Regions from separate parts of the Homo sapiens genome. Here regions 2, 3 and 4 are each linked to region 1. A link is a contact called in ENCODE Hi-C or POLR2A ChIA-PET data. All regions are on one chromosome and are shown on one strand. The core of a region is the stretch at or near the end of the contact, and the rest is flanking DNA. Distances in the headings are between cores, read along the strand shown. Region 1 holds the start of SIRPA (signal regulatory protein alpha). Region 2 holds the start of SNPH (syntaphilin). Region 3 holds the start of SDCBP2-AS1 (SDCBP2 antisense RNA 1). Region 4 holds the start of PTPRA (protein tyrosine phosphatase receptor type A).

What was found. Hi-C counts contacts between places; a loop is a spot of excess contacts on that map. ChIA-PET counts read pairs that join two places held with the same protein, here RNA polymerase II (POLR2A). Pooled maps may share reads with other maps.
Region 2: a map of sigmoid colon shows a loop between it and region 1 (7-fold over the local background). The contact joins the promoter of SNPH here to the promoter of SIRPA in region 1. A Hi-C loop is called at or near these places in 1 of 168 maps with a recorded cell type or tissue (sigmoid colon) and 1 of 50 pooled maps. POLR2A ChIA-PET finds 5 or more read pairs at or near these places in 1 of 52 experiments (BJ).
Region 3: a map of ascending aorta shows a loop between it and region 1 (2.6-fold over the local background). The contact joins the promoter of SDCBP2-AS1 here to the promoter of SIRPA in region 1. A Hi-C loop is called at or near these places in 1 of 168 maps with a recorded cell type or tissue (ascending aorta), 1 of 37 single-sample maps with no recorded cell type and 9 of 50 pooled maps.
Region 4: a loop to region 1 is called in a map of sigmoid colon, with 4 times the contacts of the local background. The contact joins the promoter of PTPRA here to the promoter of SIRPA in region 1. A Hi-C loop is called at or near these places in 1 of 168 maps with a recorded cell type or tissue (sigmoid colon) and 1 of 50 pooled maps. POLR2A ChIA-PET finds 5 or more read pairs at or near these places in 1 of 52 experiments (MCF 10A).

What each region holds. Positions count from the first base shown.
Region 1 is chr20:1,894,087-1,896,786 of GRCh38, reverse strand. SIRPA (signal regulatory protein alpha) reads right to left here and starts at 1,380. Exons shown (of 8, transcript NM_001040023.2): 1 at 1,261-1,380. The coding sequence starts at 1,339. LOC102724545 (a long non-coding RNA gene) reads left to right here and starts at 2,537. Exons shown (of 4, transcript NR_186374.1): 1 at 2,537-2,668. RefSeq lists an enhancer at 220-735 and silencers at 2,027-2,146, 2,157-2,416.
Region 2 is chr20:1,265,035-1,267,790 of GRCh38, reverse strand. SNPH (syntaphilin) reads right to left here and starts at 1,497. Exons shown (of 7, transcript NM_001318234.2): 1 at 1,394-1,497; 2 at 1,031-1,137. RefSeq lists silencers at 1,002-1,081, 1,182-1,261 and an enhancer at 1,662-1,811.
Region 3 is chr20:1,323,967-1,326,666 of GRCh38, reverse strand. SDCBP2-AS1 (SDCBP2 antisense RNA 1) reads right to left here and starts at 1,324. Exons shown (of 3, transcript NR_040049.1): 1 at 1,138-1,324. All of the region lies in intron 1 of SDCBP2 (syndecan binding protein 2), which reads left to right. All of the region lies in intron 2 of FKBP1A-SDCBP2 (FKBP1A-SDCBP2 readthrough (NMD candidate)), which reads left to right. It overlaps LOC124904856 (a long non-coding RNA gene), which reads right to left. Exons shown (of 2, transcript XR_007067487.1): 2 at 2,298-2,700. RefSeq lists enhancers at 748-1,042, 1,033-1,262.
Region 4 is chr20:2,871,974-2,874,798 of GRCh38, reverse strand. It overlaps PTPRA (protein tyrosine phosphatase receptor type A), which reads right to left and starts at 1,318. Exons shown (of 24, transcript NM_001385305.1): 1 at 1,039-1,318. RefSeq lists silencers at 845-1,124, 1,135-1,184, 1,365-1,434, 2,055-2,194 and enhancers at 679-1,308, 1,309-1,940, 1,941-2,570, 2,571-2,825.

The DNA of each region.
Region 1 (2,700 bases), core at 131-2,630:
GGTGGGGTGGGGTGGGGGGATGCCTATGTGAATTCCTGGGTTTCAGGGGAAACTGCAGGGCAGAGAGAAGCAGCTGTCTACCCCCCATACTTCTCCTTCCACCCACTCTTTGCTAGTTCTCCCTTTCTCCCTGCTATCAGATGGTTACCATCTCTAGTCAAACGCAAAAGGGGGTGTTGGACACTGAGCTCATCTTTACCTCCCTCCTCAAGGGTGGGAGGTACAGAGAGACCCCACTGCCTACAACACAGTTTCAAGACGACAAAAAACAAGATCCCCATTTTTCTCTCCCTCCCAACTCCCTTAATGCCATTTCTCTGCTCCCCCCGCCCCCCACCCGGTGCCCTCCCAGGAGACCCATGGTTTTGCAAAACCCATTTAAGAAGCAAGACTCCTGAATGGTGACCTCACCCTTTGGTGAACATGCACAGTAGCCTTCAGAGCCCGCCTGCCGGCGACAGCCAGGTGTTTGATGTAGGCCAACAGAAAGACATGGTCAGAGCCACAGGTAACATCCCCGCGGAGCACCTGAACTGCAGGGAGCTGCCTGGAAGCTCGGGGAAGGCAGGAGGAAGGGGGAGCTGGGAGCGCCTCAAGGAGCAAGACCACCAGGGAGAGGCTTTGGCAACCACAGGGACAATCCACCGTGTTTTTACATAAGGATCTGTTGCTCGCAGCAGCTCGCTCTGGGGTTACCGCGGCCTCCCGGCTCCCTCTCTCCCAGGCACACACTAACACCGGTTTACTCTGCGCACCAGAGGGAGGGCTCACTCTTCCCTAATTGCAACAGCTTGTCTCTGTTCCATTCCAGGCAGCATCGGGAGGACCTCTGCCCTCACCTCCTCCCCTCACACCCTGAAGTCAAACATGTGGAAAGTCGTATGTCCATGGGGACAGATTCTGGGGAAGCCGGACGGCCCTGCTCTGAAAGCCACTGTCAGTCAGCCTTCCCCATTGGACCGGGCAGGGGCTGAGTGAAGCAACTCGGCTCTTTTGTCTCAGTGCCCAGCACAGTGCACAGAGTCAGAGTCCACAGAGACAAACTCTCATAGAAGAGACTTGGGTTCTACCCTTGGCTGTGTGACCTTGGGCATGTCGCTGGCCCTCTCTGGGCCTCAGTTTCTGCATCTATAACCCTGGTTACAGGCGTCTCTCCCCCTATTACTGCTCGGCATTAGCCGAAGGGGTCCCAGTGCCAGTCTGAGAGGCCTGAGCCCGCAGTTTGGGGAGTGCAGCGGTGGGGAGCGGGGGGGTGCTTACCTGACCAGGCGCAGGACGCGGCGAGCAGCAGGCAGAGCAGCGGCCCGAGGCGGCCGGGGGCCGGGCCGGCGGGCTCCATGGGCCGCGGCTGCGGAGCGAGGAGGGAGAGCGGCCGTGAGTGCGCGCTCGGGCGGGAGCAGGCTGGAGCGGGGAAATGACTAAGGCTCCCCCCCTTCCCCCCTCCCGGCTGGGCCTCCCCCCGACTCCGGAACGGGCGCCTGGAGCGGCCGCCGCCGCCGCCGCGGTTTTTGGAGACCCCCCCTCCCCGCCCCCCAGGAGAAATGGAGAGACGGAGACTGGGAGAGACCCCAAGCGCGCGAGAAATAAAGCCAGGGGCGGCCAGAGAGAGGCGGCAGGAGAGAGAAACAGACCCAAGGGAGCCAGGCAGAGAGCCAGAGACACGGAGAGGCGAGAGGGGGAGAAAGAGGGGGAGAGCGAGGAGCGAGGAGCGAGGCGGCGCGCAGACCGACAGACCGCGCGGGAGAGAGGACCGCGCGAGCAGGGGCGAGGGGCAGCACGGCCGAGCCCGGCCGCGCGGAGCCGCCCCCGCCGCTGCCCACCTGCCCCGCCCGGGCTCCACACGGCGCGGGCGGCTGGGCTCGCTCCCGGCCCGCAGTCCCGGCCGCTGCCCCCGCCCTCCCGGCAGCCCGACCCCCTCCCTCCTTCCCTTTCCCCTCCTCCCGTCTTCCCGCCGCCCGGGGAGGCTTCGGGGCTCCGGCCCCGCCGGCACCTTCTCTGCGAGCGAGCGCCCGCCTGCGCGCCCCGGGGGAGGGAGCGAGGGCTGCGAGCTGCGCGCCCGGCCGGGGAGGGCAGCGTCCTCCCCCGCGCCGGCGCCCGGGCCCCGGCTGCTGTCCCGGGAAGGCGGCCCCGCGAGCCGCCGCGGCCCGCTGGGGCTCGGGACTAGACGAGCCTCCGGCTCCGACAGCGTGCCCGTTCAGAAGCCCGCGCGGCTGGTCCCCAGCCCCGACCGGTCCCGCTCTGCCCCTCCCCGTCCCTGCCGGGCCCGGACCTGCGCCGCCCGCGAGGGCTGGAAGGCACTGGAAGCGCCGCCGGGGCTGCCCAGAGGCCGGGTCCCCGCTCCACTTTGCGCAAACTTGTTTTTCTAAGGTCAGCGCTGCGAGCTGGCTACATCGTCCTCTTAAGGTGGACCGGGGAAGTTGCGGCCGACCTCCCCTCGCCTCCGGACTCCGGCCGCGCGGCTGCTCCCCGCTTCCCACTGGCGAGAGGCTGGAGGCGGCGAAGGAGTCGGGGCGCGGGGGCGCGGGGGGCGGGGGGGCGTCTGCCTTTTAACCCTCCCCAGGAGGTCGTGCCTCTGAGCCCCAAAGCTGAAGGCCCCTCTTGGGGGTGGGTGCGGGCCGGAGGGGCCCGATCCTTTCAGAGCCGGGCCGAGGTGAAGGAAAAGAAGGAAGTAAGTGAACGCAGGGGGAAGGGGAGAGGAAG
Region 2 (2,756 bases), core at 248-2,747, 630 kb after region 1:
CCACAAGGTCAATGTTTCACTTAAGAAGTCAGAGTTGAAAGAGATCAACTGAGGAAACCCCAATTATTTCATGAAACTAAATTTAAATTGCCTTAGCAGAGGGGTCCCCCTGACATGTAAAAGCTGCTTGAGTGATATACTAAAATTATACACATCATTTAATCCAATTCCTGCATCTAACAGATGAGCAGACAGACACCCACGCCTAGAGAATTTTAAAATGGCTACTTGTGGCCAACTAGCAAGTTAAGGGCCTAGAACCCCAATCTCTGGCACTTTCCTTACACGACTCTGCCTGCAGAGATCACCTTTTTCTAAGAAGCTCCTCCAGCCCATCCCGACACCACCAGATGGGCAGAGAAGGCAGAGGAAACGGGCAGCATGTGACCGGCCTCTCTTTCAGTCTGCAGGGTTGGGGAAGGGAATATGGGGCTCCCCAGGCTAGTAGGTGTTGCAAACAGCCCAGATCCCGGCTGGGGAGTGGAAGGCTTCACATCCCAGGGAAGCTCCGGGGAGACGGAGGCTCAGATCGTCCACTCTAGGACTTATGGGCATTTTTTCCCCAGATCTACTGCAGGGCCCTGATGCTTCTCAGAGGGAAAGATGGGATGGAAGCAGTCATTGGCACTTGACCTTGGGGTGGGGGTGGGGTCTCATCCTTCTCCCACCCCCAGGTACCCCTGCTCCTCCTCCAAGAAGGAAAAGAGAAGCTTAAATGTTTGCCAAATGCCAGAAGGGGAAGACAAATAAAATTGGGGGGTGGGTTCCCTAAAAGCCTCCTAATCACCCACTTTGGGCATCTTCTCTGCTGCAATCAGCACCCTCTAATTCTTACATTTCAGGGAGGGGGAGGGAGGGAAGCGCTTAAAGGGATGTAGGGGAATGAAGGGAGGGTAAGAATGAGTCACGATTAACCCCTCTTAGGCTGGTGCCCTCCAAGGGATTCTACCGCAGCGAGCGGTTGCAAGCGGCCCCCACCTGCCGCGGTGCAGCGCAGGGCCAGCTCCCCGCTCCGCCGCGGCCTCCTCACCTGAGTCCACTGGCCCTCCGCAGCCCCGCCGGCTCGCACCACTCCGGCCCGGCTTGGCGCAGCGCCTCTGCAGTCGCTGCTGCAGCCGCCTGGCCCTGATCAGCGACCTGCGGGGTTAGGAAAAAGAGATAGACCGGGGCGGGTGAGCGCGGGCGGGGAACACCCAGGCAGCTGAGCCCCCGGCCGCTGACAGCTGGGCCGCTGCAGCCAGAAGGCTTGGAGGGCAGGCTGCCTGCCGGGTGCTCCGTCCCCTCCTCCTCGCGGCCCGCGGCCCCCACCCCACCCCCTGGCACTCGGCACTCTGGACTGCGGCGGGTGCAGCTGGGCGGTGGGCCCGGAGATCCCCGGGGTCCTTGTCATCACCTGCGGAGGCTTCCATGGCTTCAGCTGCCCTGCAGGGGCCGCCGAATTGCTCTCCCGAGCCCCTGCAGGAGGCGGCTAGCTGGGTGCTCGCCGGGGCTGGGGCTGCCGGGAGGGAGGGGCGGGGAGGGTGAGGTGGATGGAGGGGACCAGCCAGTCGGCGGCTCGCCGGCAGCTGCGTAAGCGGCCCGTCTTTACTTTCCTTCTTAAAGAGATAGTTAGTATCTTGCTCTAGAGGGCCTGGGAACAGAGACAACGAGCACACGGGGAGCGGCGGCCTCTCCCACCTACACACCAGCCGGTATTTTGAGCTGGGCGATCGATTGGGCGTGGTGGAAAGCGTCTTGGTCGGCTGTGTGACCCTGTGCAAGTCCCTTCACCTCTCTGGGCCTCAGCTTTTTCTTCTCTAACATGGGGTGATGATACCAGTCTCACTCCCTGGCACATAGTTGGCTCTAGTGAAATAGTAATTTTTATCTAAAAGCCTTTAGGAACATTTTTCATTGCCCAAACCAAGTCTGAGTACCAGGGGTATTTAATGTGAATGACAAGCACTTGGGCTACTAACAATGATAGCAGGAATCTTAAGTGTCTGAAAATGGAAATGTTTTCCTCTTAAGTAGTAAAAAGGTGAATCATTGGAAAGATCTCGGAGAGATAAACAATCACAACTTAAAATGTTAATTGTGGCTCTTTTCCCTCTGTCTTCCATCTGTCACAGGGAAAACAAGAAGACCAAAAAGTCCAAAAAACTGGATTTTCTGCCTAGCCCTTCCATTTCTAGCCATACAACTTTAGATAAGTTAACTCACTTTCTGGGCTTGGTTTCTTATCTGCTTCATGTGTGGGAAGTAGGTGGAGTGGGAATGGGCTCCTTCTTTCTGAACCAGGCCTGTCTGATCTGTCATTACTCTGCTCTAAACCATCCAGTGGTTTTCTGTATCGCTCTCCGCCACATGCCCTCATCTTACTCCAGCTCTCTGACTTCATCTTGCGTGGCTCTCCCCATCACTCACTTTTCTCCCATCAAGCTGTCCTTCTTGCTGAGGCCTCACTGCTGGGCCTTTGCATTTGCTGTCCCCTTTGCCTAGAACACACCAGAGAGCCACATGGTTCAATCCTTCCTTTCCTCCAGGTCTCTGCTCAAATGTTACTGTCTCAGAGAGGGCTTCCTTAACCATTCTACATAAAATACTAACTCCCTCCTCTCCACCTCCTTTGCCCCTAGTTTTGCTACACTTAATTACCAGCTGACATAGTGTATATTTACTATGTGTCATTTATCACTCCCACTAGAATGTACACTTCATGAGGGAAGGAACTTTGTTTTTTTCCCTTGCTGTATTTCCAGTGCCCAGAGCAGTGC
Region 3 (2,700 bases), core at 75-2,574, 570 kb after region 1:
AGAGGCAAATACAAGAAATGCTGTCGTCTAGAGAAGGGAGGCTTGCCAATCTCCATGCGTACAGGTGGGGGAAAGCTTTAAATTGGAGGAAAAAGAGTTCACAACAAGGAAAAGAGAGAAGGCATGAATGACTCTTAAGACAGAGGGAATAGCACCTGCAAAAGCATGGAGGCATGAACTAGCAGGCTGACTTTTAGGACTCAACCTAAAGTAGTCTGGAATAAATGAACTTCATGATAAGTGTGGAGAAGAATGAGATGGTGAGAATGGAAACATTACCAGAAGTCAGGTCACAGAGATTTGAGGGCAAGAAGTAGGTATGGCTTCAGAAGGGAAAGGGAGGAGCTGAGGATAACTCCCAGATTTCTGACATAGCCCATGGGTGGATTCAGTGAGACCGCTGGGGAGGCGCGGCACAGCTGGGGAAAATCACGAGTCCAGTTTGGATAATCTGCGAGGTAAACGGGATCCAGAAGGCAACTGGACTCTCAGGCCTGGGCCTCCCTGTCCCTGGAATAGCACACTCTCTTCCCACTTGAACATCCATCCTACACGGCCCAGTCAGGGTCTTCTTCCTTCCTCCAGGAGACCTTCCTGATTGCCCTAGCCTTCCTCCTATACGCCACATCCAACTGCCTGAGTCCCTCATAACAGGCTTTCGGTCTGATTTTGCTGTGGGAATTGATTTGCCCGGCCAAGCCAAGAACCCTTCCCTAGGCAGCAGAAGCCCAGTCACTCAGTCACTGGTGGGTGGGACGCGGGGTGAATCTGCGTAGGGTGGGGCGGGGCATTTTTAGCTCAACACTGGGTCAGAAGTCACGGCCAGACAAGAAACGGGTGAGAAACGGGGGAGGAAGGGTGACGTCACAATTGGTAGGAAATACCTTGGGACTTGACGCTTTCGAAACCAAAGGGAGAGCAAAAGCAGCCGGGAGCGCGCGGGCCGACCTGGTTCTCCTCCCTTCCCACGGCTGCCTTAGTACAGAATCTTATAAGTCCTCCTCCTTCAGAGGCTACAAATGGTGTTCCGAGGCCAGGGGAGTTTAAAGCTCGATTTCACCCGCGCAGCCTCCAATCCGGTAAAGAGGGGCCGCGGAGCCCGACCAAGTCTTCCTATGCCTTACTCTGCTGCTTTACCTGATCTATTTTTGTGGATGCCGGCGCCAGCTACGGGCGCCCGGAGAAAGCACGAGGCCGGGTGGACTCTGGTAACGCAAGCGGCAAGGAGGCCGCCATGTTCCACTCTGCAGCCGCTAGGGATCGTGGGAGTCACCCCTAACCGCGCCCGGGCCTGGGTGGGCGAAACGCATGCGCTCTAGAAGTTGCTGAGTCGCTTGGCGGTGTTTCTGCGCAGGCGCCGTAGCCCATAGCAACCGCCGTAACCTGTAGCAACCGGAAGATGTCGCTTCCGGCTGGTTTGGGGCTAAGAAAGGGGTTATAGTCATTTCGAGATCATAGAACGATGTGACAGATAGGAAACTGAGGCTGGGTTGGAGGCAGGCCCTAGGGACCGTTGCGTTGGACCTCGCTCCTGTGGCGCGGTGGATGGAGTTTGTGGCTTGTGGCTCCTATTTCCCAAAGCAGGAAATTGAGACAGAGGGAAGGCACAGGTTCGTCCTGAGGCTGCAGCCCAGGTGATGGTTCCCCGGGTAAAAAATCAATATGATGCCCTTTGTTTATAAGGAGAAGGCAGGGACATGAAAGTAATTTCTAATAAAAGAATATGCATTTCACTTTGTAAAAGCTGAGGCTGGCTTACACCCGATCACGCTTGTACCCAACTTAGGAATCAGCTTAGGTTTACTAGAAGACAATATTCAGCTGAATTTTGCCAACAGTTTATATCTGACATCTTGAGTCAAAGGCTAAATATATTTATATAAAAGCGCGGAGTCACTGTGACAGCTACACATGTACACAGACGTGAGCATGCTGTTCGGGTGACTCACCCGTGGGGAGCAGGGTGGGCAGCGATTTTCCAGAATGGTGAGCAAAGTGTAACTCCCCACAACCAACCTGATATATGCATTTCCAGACAGTCTAGTGTGTACTAAAACTAGGGAAAAATTCATTGTGATTGTATGTACAACCAATTATAACGGATTTTTGGCTTACTTGAAAGTTTGGCAGGATATCTGAAAGTTGTGCGGGACAGGACCATTTGTTATGGTGACTGTAATGGACTGTCCCATCCATTACAGGAGTTTCATATCCCTGCCCCCCCCACCCCCGACAGGGATATGACTGTCCCCTCAGTCTCGTGACACCCAAAAATGCCCACATAAATTTCCAATCTGTTCCTTGGAAAACCACTGATTTATTCAGTCAAATAATTTTTGCTAGCATATGTGTGCTGGGCAGTGCCGTGGCGGGGAAGGATCGTGTGTGAACGGGACAGAGCTCCTGCCCTTATGAGTGAGGTCCAGTGTAAGAAAATACCCAGATATTAATCACATAATTTGATAAATAGCTTGGCAACAGGGGCAGTACAGGTCAGGGGTGGAATACATGGGAAGACCCAGCCAGGCAGCCTGGGTATCATGCAGTCTGGAAAAGCCAAGCAGAGAAGTAGCATCTGAACTGAGCCTCGAAGGAGCATCACACCAAGGAGGATGATGTGCACAGCAGAGGGACCAGCACGTCTGGCACACAGTGGACACTCAAATGTTTTGAATGATTGAACGAAACACAGCATGTTCG
Region 4 (2,825 bases), core at 69-2,568, 980 kb before region 1:
TTTGTATGACCTGATAAGGCATTTTAGGCTTCATTCATCCCATGGGAAAAAGAAAAGCGAGGGAGTTTTTAAGTAAACAAGTGACAGCATCAGATCTGTTTCTGAAAGGAGTGGCCAGGCAGGAAGATGTTCGCCCTTTCCTAGTCAGTCCTCCTCTCGCCCACCATCTTCTGTTTCTCAGGCTGCCTGCACAGCTAGCAGGTGGCAAACGAAGCCATCTCCAGGGTGATGTGGACTGGTTCTAGAGCCGGAATCCCTCTCCTGAGCAAAGGCTTCTGATGGCGTTCACCCTGCAGAGGGTGGATTTGCACATTCTTCTTTTCCTGTCTTACAAATATCATCAGTGATCTCAAAAATAAAAACGAAACCCTCAAGACAGGACTCTGCTCTGCTATTTTTTTTTTTTAATCTTCAGGAGATATAATTAGTAACTAATTTTTTCAAAAAAAATTTTTTATTTACCGAAAGTAAAAAGGGAGGGGACCTGCGTTCTCAATTGGCCTATTCTGAATTCTGGGCAGCTCTCAGCCCTTATTTCCCTTCTTAAACAGCCTCAACAGTTGGGAGAGGGCGGCAAGGAGAGGGGCCTGGGAGACGGGCCGGGGGACCGAGGGAGGTGGACTTGAAGGGAAAGAAAAGTTGGTCACTGCAAAAGCAAATTTTCTCATGCCAAGAGTTTTCCTCTTTCCTCCCATTAAATGGACCTGAGCAAATTCTGTTCTCGCCGTTCTAAGTTTCTTCTCTGAGAATCAACTCTGGCAGTGCCCTGGCCTGGTCCCAGAAGGACGCATGCAAAGTTCCTGGGCAGTCGCGAGGGGTCGGCACTCGGGCCGGCACGTTTCCGGGGACCCCCTCCCCGCGACGGACCCGCAAGGATGCACAATCAACCTGCAGGCGCCCGCAGGCTTCTACCCGGAAAAGATGGCTTAGGGCTTCGGGCTCCGGGCTCTGGGCTGTGGCCCGGGACCCCTCCCACCGCCCCCGGGAGCCGCTCCCCCTTCCGGAGCCCACCCGGGCGCAGCGGCCGCGAACACTCACAGAGTCGGGCGTTGGGCGGGACCGCTGGGGACGAGGACAGCGGCTCCGCCTCGGCTCCGCGGCGGCGTTTCGGGCCGCCACTAGCCCTCAGGGCCGCCGCCCGGCCCGCGGCTCCGAGCCCCGCGGCGGCGGCGGCGGCCTCGCCTCCATGGCGAGGGGAAGCGGCTGAGGGGCGACTGGGCGGGCGACAGTGATGGCGGCAGCGGCCGGGGTCCGAGCGCGATCGCGCGCGCGCGCGTCTCTGTCAGCGCCGCACTCGCCGCAGCCTCGCTCCCGACCCGGCCTTGGCTGTAAGACGCGTGTTCATTGGCTGTTCAGAGACAGGCGCTGGTTGGCCGACAGCGAACGGGCGTCTCCGGCCCGCGCGGGCCCCGCCCTTGCGCTCCGCTGGGCGCTCACTTGCCGGCTGGGGCGCCGAACCCGGTCGCACGTTCTCCTGGTAGCTCCAGAGGGGTTCGCCCCGGGGCTGCCCAGTCCTTCGGGAAGCTGGACCCCGGAAGGACCGGCTGCGAGTGCACCAGTGCCTTCAGCCATTCTACAGTCACAGGCCTCATGACTTGGGCCTTCTTCCCAGTTTACAGATCAGGAAACCGAGGCCAGGCACAAACTACACCAATGTCTAGCCACCAGGGCGGCCTGCAACTCGAGAGCCATCTTCCTAACCCTCTCCAAACGTGATACTGTGGGTCTTTTTTTTCCCTCCCCTAATTGCTGCAAAGAACGACGGATCTCACTGGGGAGGGAGAGGAACCTGCCAAGTCCCTAGAACGGATCTGGCTCCGTGGGTGTCGTCTTATATCAAGTCAGCCCACGCCGTCCCCACCCGAGCTCCAGGGTAATCTCCCCCGCTTTCCAGATGCGCATGCTGGGGCCCCGCTCGCCACCGAGCTGAGTAGAAGCACAACACATGGTGCTCTGCGATGGAGGTGCCTTTTGCGATACGCCTGGCGGGGGAGGGGAGGCTCAAAACGCAGAGAGGAGCCAGAGTGCGCCCTCCCCCGGCCGGGGTTGGGGCGCGTACCCCCTTCCCGGCGCTCCCGGCACGGCGTCTGGTGCGTGACACCCGCGAAGCAATCGCTCAGTCCATCCAGCGGCAGCAGGTTCCTACACGGATCCCCGCGGGTGCTGCAGGACCTGAGCGTCTGCGGCTGAAAGCCGATTACGCAGTCGAGATAGGTGGTGGCAAATGCGACATTTCGCCGGGTTGTGATCCCCAGTAGGGACCCCTGGACATTCCGAGACCCGCGCAGGGCGAGCGGCTGGGCGTCTGCAGGCAAAAGACAGATTGCACAGTAGCGCACAAACCGAGCTTGCGGGTAGGGGACGCTTTATCCCAGACCCAGAGTCTGCGGTTCCCGGGGTAGGTGGCGGCGAGTCTCTCCTCCAGACCGGGCAACCCCTGAGTCCCCCTCACGCACCCCAGGCCGGAAGGAGTCCCACATTCGGGGCGCCCCCGGGGAAGGGTTGTGACCGGCGGCAACTCTTCATGGCAGGAAACACTGCGGCGCAAAAGGGGCTCCCAGCAGCCCCCACCATCTCCAGTCCTACCATCTCCGGTCCCCACCACCGCCTTCTGTTGGGGCGCCAGTTAGGGACTCTGTGCCCCACTCCTCCGTATTGTGGGCTCACATCAGCAGCCCCTACCATCTCCAGTCCTACCATCTCCGGTCCCCACCACCGCCTTCTGTTGGGGCGCCAGTTAGGGACTCTGTGCCCCACTCCTCCGTATTGTGGAATAAGTTAGTCCATGCTAACCAGAGCCAGGGCCTGGGAATATGGGTGGGGCG